Linked DNA regions of Homo sapiens: region 2 is linked to region 1. Evidence: chromatin loops called from intact Hi-C (ENCODE). Cell type or tissue: OCI-LY7. All regions are shown on one strand. Links, peaks and the distances in the headings refer to the core of each region. The heading gives the core; the rest is flanking DNA.

Region 1 (2,926 bases), core at 338-2,837:
TCAAATAAGGATTACTAAGAACATACTTGTGGCCAAAAAAAAAAAAAAAATAGGTTTGTTAACCAGCTACGACAAGGTTGATGGAACACCACGGGAATTGTGGAGCATCTCATTAAGATGGGGTTGCAGCGGGGCTTGTTATGGGTTTTGGGCTTGTGCAGAATGATTTTTAAGAGGGGCTAGGGAAGATGGAAAGCTCTATATTGGACGCTGCCATGAAGAACAGGCGTTTAGAAACTAGGTATGCAGCAATCATTATTCAGGAGGAAGAAGAGTGAAGTGGGGCTGAGGGAGTCACTGGGAAAGAAGTCGCCATTAGGTAGGAAAGCAATAATTGCTCAAAAGGACAGAGGTTGCCCATCCCTCTGCAGCTGTGGGATGGCCTGGGAGGCACGCTGTAAATTTATGTGGTCTTGGCCAAGTCCCATCACGAACTTTTTTTTTCTTTGTAGATTCTATTGGGAACATCATAGTCTGATAACCAGCAGGTCTAAGACTTGGACTCAGGGTCCTGTTTCCTTGGAAACAGCAAAGTTAAGATAACTGTGGAATGTTGTGTTCAAACTTCTTATCGTCTGGTTTGGAAACCGAGGCTGCTTCCCTATGTCAAAGTGACCCATGAGGCTTGGCCCCTCCACAAGAACGGGCTGCCCTTTCCCATCAAAGCGAACCAAACAGCAAACTTTCTCAGAGCGTGGGATCTTAGAAAACATGGGTTCTCCACAGTTTCACTGAGGTTGGTTAACAAAATCAGTTTTTTCTGGTTCACACCTTCTACTACCCTTCATCCACTCACCATTGCTGACTTCATGCTCACTCGTCTTGCTACTAGATTCACAGGGAACGTGGTTGCATTCTTGCCCAAAGAAAGTACAAATATGATAAAAGATTTCAAAAACCTTTATATCTTTTTCTTATTTTTTATTTTTTAGAGACAGGATCTCATTATGTTGCCCAGGCTGGCCTCGAACTCCTGGGCTCAAGTGATCCTCCAGGCTTAGCTTCCCAAGTAGCTGGAACTAGAGGTGTGCACCACGCTGCCTGGCTCAAGACTTATATTTCTGAAACACCTGTTGTCTCCAGAACTGAACACAGTGCCTGGCACAAAGTAAGTACCTAATAAATGCCTATGGGATAAAATGCCATAGGATGAGAGATATTTGGGAGTGATATAGGACTTCGGCATGTCTCAGCCCACACTGTGTGGATAGCTCACACTGTGTATTTACAGGTCATTTGTTGCAATAATGGTCAAGTTCCTTTTTCAGTAGCAAGTTCTCTCCAATGTCAGGTGGATAGGAAGGCAAATGTGGTATCTGCAGCTGTGTCCTGTAGGTGTGGCCCTTGCTGGGAGTAAACATAAAACATGGTCTTTTTCTACCATTCACATCCCTAAGGCAACATGCCACAAATGACCAGCACTTTCAGCATTGCTTCTCTTAATGTGGTCTCCACACCACCTGCACCAGACTCACCTGAGATGTTTGTTTTTAAAAATGCAAATTCTCCTCTCCACCCCAGATCGACGGAATTGGAAACTTTAACACTGGAAACCAAGGCCTGCAGTTTTCACAATCTTCCCCACGCAATGCTTGTGCATGCTCAAGTTTGAGAACAACTGATCCACATGATGTGACTTTTTTTTTTCCTTATGGTCTCCTCATCTAACAAATCAACAGGAATGTATTGATGCTGGACAGTCATTCACTTGTCCACTCAAGCAACATTGACTGAGTGTCAGGTACAGAGGTAACCGCACTGAAGAAAATACTCAAGGTGCCTACAGTTGCCCAGGAAACCCATCTGTCAAGGTTGTTTGCCCTGAAGAGAGAGAGGTTTTGTTTGACTTTGTTTAGATGAAAAAGATAAAAATGGCATCATGCTTCCTGACCAACAATCAGAGATGTTAATATTTCCAAGCTAAGCTGTTGAACAGGGTTACTTCTCAGAGGATGGGTTTGGTTGGGAGGGGGTAGTGTAATAAACTTGATTGCACCACCCCAATTTTTGTTGTGCCCTCTCTCCCATCCACTCTCCACCTCCGAGGCTCTCAGCGGAGAGCTCAGTGCACAGCCTAGTACCCTAGCCATTGCTTCCTCTCCAGTGGACTCAGCTTCTCTCCTGGCACCTGCCGTGGTGGGAGCTGAAGCACGAAGAACTATAGATCCCATGCCCTGGCCCCACATGACCAGATCCCTTGGAGGGTCTGCTTCTCCCATCCCTCCCAGACTTCAGTGATGTTCAAGGATCTCGCTTGCTCAAAGCCTACAGGCCCTGGGATGCCCGCATGGGGCAAACTGGCCAATAAAGAACAAGACAGGCATCGCTGTCGTTCTTGGGCTCCTCTGCTTTGGGATCCTATGTTTCTTAATGTACTGTCAAATTTAATTATAGACTAAAGACATTTGCTGATGTGTAGGTACTCATATTTTCCATATCTCTGCAGCTGTTGGAGGATATGATCTTGCCAAATGAGAGATTAAACCAAGAAACAAGAAGTCACAGGATCTAGAACACACAGGCTCAAAAATAAAACGATGGCAAAAGGAAGTTGAGCCAGTTCTCTGAATTCCTTCTCTGCTACTACATGACCTCTCTAAGGGCTGAACGAAAGAACAGATGAACTAAAAATGCTTTGAAAAAGTGTTTGATAGCAAACATCCTCACATTGACTGGCCTGCAGAACAGAGCCTTAAAGAACAAATAATCTTACATGAATTTAGTGCCAACTGCAAGAGGATGACCAGCATTTTCTTATCAATCTTTCAGCTAAGCATAGAATTTTAGGCTGGGGCCAGGCACGGTGGCTCACGCCTATAATCCCAGCACTTTGGGAGGCCCAGGTGGGCAGATCACCTGAGGTCACGAGTTCGAGACCAGACTGACCAACATGGAGAAACCCTGTCTCTATTAAAAATACAAAATC
Region 2 (2,926 bases), core at 105-2,604, 55 kb after region 1:
ACCTCATTTCTACCAAAAATACTAAAAATTAGCCAGATATGGTGGTGCACACCTGTAGTCCCAGCTACTTGGGAGGCTAAGGCCAGGGGATTGCTTTAGCCAGGGAGGCAGAGGTTGCAGTGAGCCAAGATCGTGCCACTACATGCCAGCCTGGGCAACAGAGTGAGACCCCATCTCAAAATAGAAGAAGGAGAAGAAGGAGAAGGAGAAGGAGAAGAAGACAAAAACCTTTAAAACATATAAGAATGCAAACCAAAAAAATTCTAAGCCCCCCAACCAACCAAATGGATCTCCCTTTTGGCAAAAATGATTCCAAAGAAACCTGAAAAACTAATTTAGACCATGATCGGAAGTGGGGGGCCGTTGGACATGGCTCATTATATTCTCCCCCTTTTAAAGATCTGAATAGCAAGCATTTGCCATCTATTGTATCTAAGGGCTGCAACCTACGAGACTTCATCTACATAATAAAAACCTTGGTTTCTACAGCCCGTTATCTTAACCCAGACACTCTTTTCTATTGATTCCCAGTCTTTAGATAATAACTTAACTCTTTAAACCAATTGCTAATCAGAAAATCTTTAAATCTACCTATGACCTGGAAGCCCTTTTCCTCACCACCTCCCCCACAGCTCCACATTGTCTTGCCTTTCCAGACCAAACCAATATGTACCTCACATGTACTGATTGATATCTTATGTCTCCCTAAAACATATAAAACCAGGCTGTAACCCAACCACCTTGGGCACATGTTCTCAGGACCTCTTGAGGTTGTGTCACAGATCATGGTCCTTACATTTAGCTCAGAATAAATCTCTTTAAATATTTTACAAAGTTTGGCTATTTTCATCAACAAGAATTAACAACCATATTCTGATTATAATAATTACTGTATGCCTGACAGCATCCTGAGAACTTTTCCTCATGCAATCTTTCCAACATCCTTCTTGAAAAAATTCCATGACTTCTCCTCCACTGTGGACCAGCACAAAAGGGCTTCTGAGAGTTTTGGTAATTTGCTATGGGCATAAATCTAATGCCTTGTGGAGCTGTGGCTTTCTGAGACCCAGGTCTTGCATACTTCACAGGCCATAATTGTGAGCATTACATGACTGTCTTCTCCTCTGATTTATGTATGAAGGGACTCCAAATATATAAGAAGATGCTACCACACCCTGGGAGATTGGATTCCCCACTGCGCTGGCTTTCTCAAGCTCTGTGAAATGTGATGTTGGCTGGAACTTATCATGAAGAGCTTTGCTGTAAAACAGATCTGGGGTAAAGTGGGTCTTAAAAATCCTTTCTCTATACATCCATGTAGATAGAGACCATCTCCATTAACAGAAGAGGGAATGATGCCATTCTTATAAAGAAGCTGTACTGTGGGCACATTTATTCCTAAGTTGATAGTAGCTATTTTAACTATGAAAAGGATCTGCCCAGATGAAAGAGGGGCTGCCTGTGGAGCACAGCTGGATGGGGGAAGCAAGGTTTTCTGCTGGGACACCTGGCTTTGTTTATCAGGGGCTTTATTGAGACTTCTCTGTTTCATCACCCCATTCATTTCCTACCCATTCTTCTATATCTCTGCTTTTCTTTTGCAAACGTTTTTCACCTCTCCTCTTCTGCGTCTTACTGTCACAATGATCACTCACTGATAATTTAATCAAATGTGTCTAACGTCTTGAACTGACAAGTGAAATAGTCTCACAAAAATAAAATGGGGAAATGAAAATGAATAGTAGCTTAAAATGATATCTAGCCAACTTTCAATTTCCCCGTTACACTGACAGAAACAGAGAACACAGTAGCAAGAAGATACTCCAAAGAAATTACTTAAAATATCACTTTACCTCTCTCCCTAATCACCTGTTTAGCAAATGATAATACCTAATTTATTAAACTGTTACTTCATGAGTTTCAAAATGGGCAAATAATTAATATGAGATAAAGGGAGAAAATAAGCAAAAAGAGATATAAGACAATTTATATGCTACACTATGCTATAAACATACTATGTTATGTATAATTATACATATTTAATATATAATTTTCATTATATATCACAGATAATTACATTTCATATATTATATGCTAATATGTGACATATTATGGTATAGAATAATTATATTATGTATCAAATGTGTGTGTGATATGTATTTATGTACTTTTAGTCTGAAGAGTAAAATTGCATCATAAAGATTCTTACTGAATTTCCTTGATTTGGTAAAATCACGTATTCAAGTGCATATGTTCCAAAGTGCTGTTCTGTTGATATAATAGGAAAAAAAACCCTATTATCACAAAGGAATTGGGCTGTGTGTACAGTTAACTCCAAATCATTATTTTACCCTATATAGCATTATTTTTGAGATTTGACACAATTTTCCAGAGGAAAAATTTTAAATGCAAGAATTAGATCTTACCCTTTAGGACAACCTGCTTGCTGTCTCCCAGACAGTGTATCTTATTTCACATGTGCCCTGTATATTATGGAATTGCCTCCCTTGGAAAAACAACCAGAAAGCCCCAGAAGCACGTGGTAGAGGTAGTCAGGTTCATCTCCAAGTAACAAAGGAAGCTGAGACCTGGGTTAATAAAACAAGCCCAATTTAGTCTGCTCTTGTTTGGAAATTTCACCTTCAAAGGTGTTTTCTGGCTTGAGTTAGATTTAAGTTTCTGGGTATAAGTAGTGGAAGTTGTTTAGATATCCAGCATTTAGTAGACTCCTTTGTGTATTTGAGGAATTCCCTAATTAGGTCTTTGTATTAGTCTATTTTCATGAAGCTGATAAAGACAATTTACAAAAGAAAGAGAGGTTTAATCAACTTACAGTTCCACGTGGCTGAGGTAGCCTCACAATCTTGGCAGAAGGCAAGGAGGAGCAAGTCACATCTTACATGGATGGCAGCAGGCAAAGAGAGAG

Evidence for each region. A loop is a pair of places that touch in the nucleus more often than their neighbours do. Peaks named below come from ENCODE experiments on the same cell type or tissue, not always from the same donor. Only the 100,000 strongest peaks of a DNase experiment are listed, where the experiment ranks them.
Region 2: a loop joins it to region 1, with 2.1 times the contacts of the local background. A loop is called at or near these places in 2 of 110 quality-filtered maps.

The regions. Positions count from the first base shown.
Region 1 is chr10:33,149,982-33,152,907 of GRCh38, reverse strand. No RefSeq gene overlaps it. Among named protein-coding and RNA genes, the nearest start is that of IATPR, 35 kb to the right of the region's middle. In OCI-LY7, for the core only: no CTCF peak of the experiment used is centred there; DNase peaks (open chromatin) are centred at 1,367 and 1,817; H3K4me3 peaks cover 913 bases; H3K27ac peaks cover 2,492 bases.
Region 2 is chr10:33,094,822-33,097,747 of GRCh38, reverse strand. The region is part of intron 1 of IATPR (ITGB1 adjacent tumor promoting lncRNA); the gene reads left to right. Among named protein-coding and RNA genes, the nearest start is that of IATPR, 21 kb to the left of the region's middle. RefSeq lists an enhancer at 1,116-1,781. In OCI-LY7, for the core only: no CTCF peak of the experiment used is centred there; DNase peaks (open chromatin) are centred at 1,157 and 1,627; H3K4me3 peaks cover 2,121 bases; H3K27ac peaks cover 2,500 bases.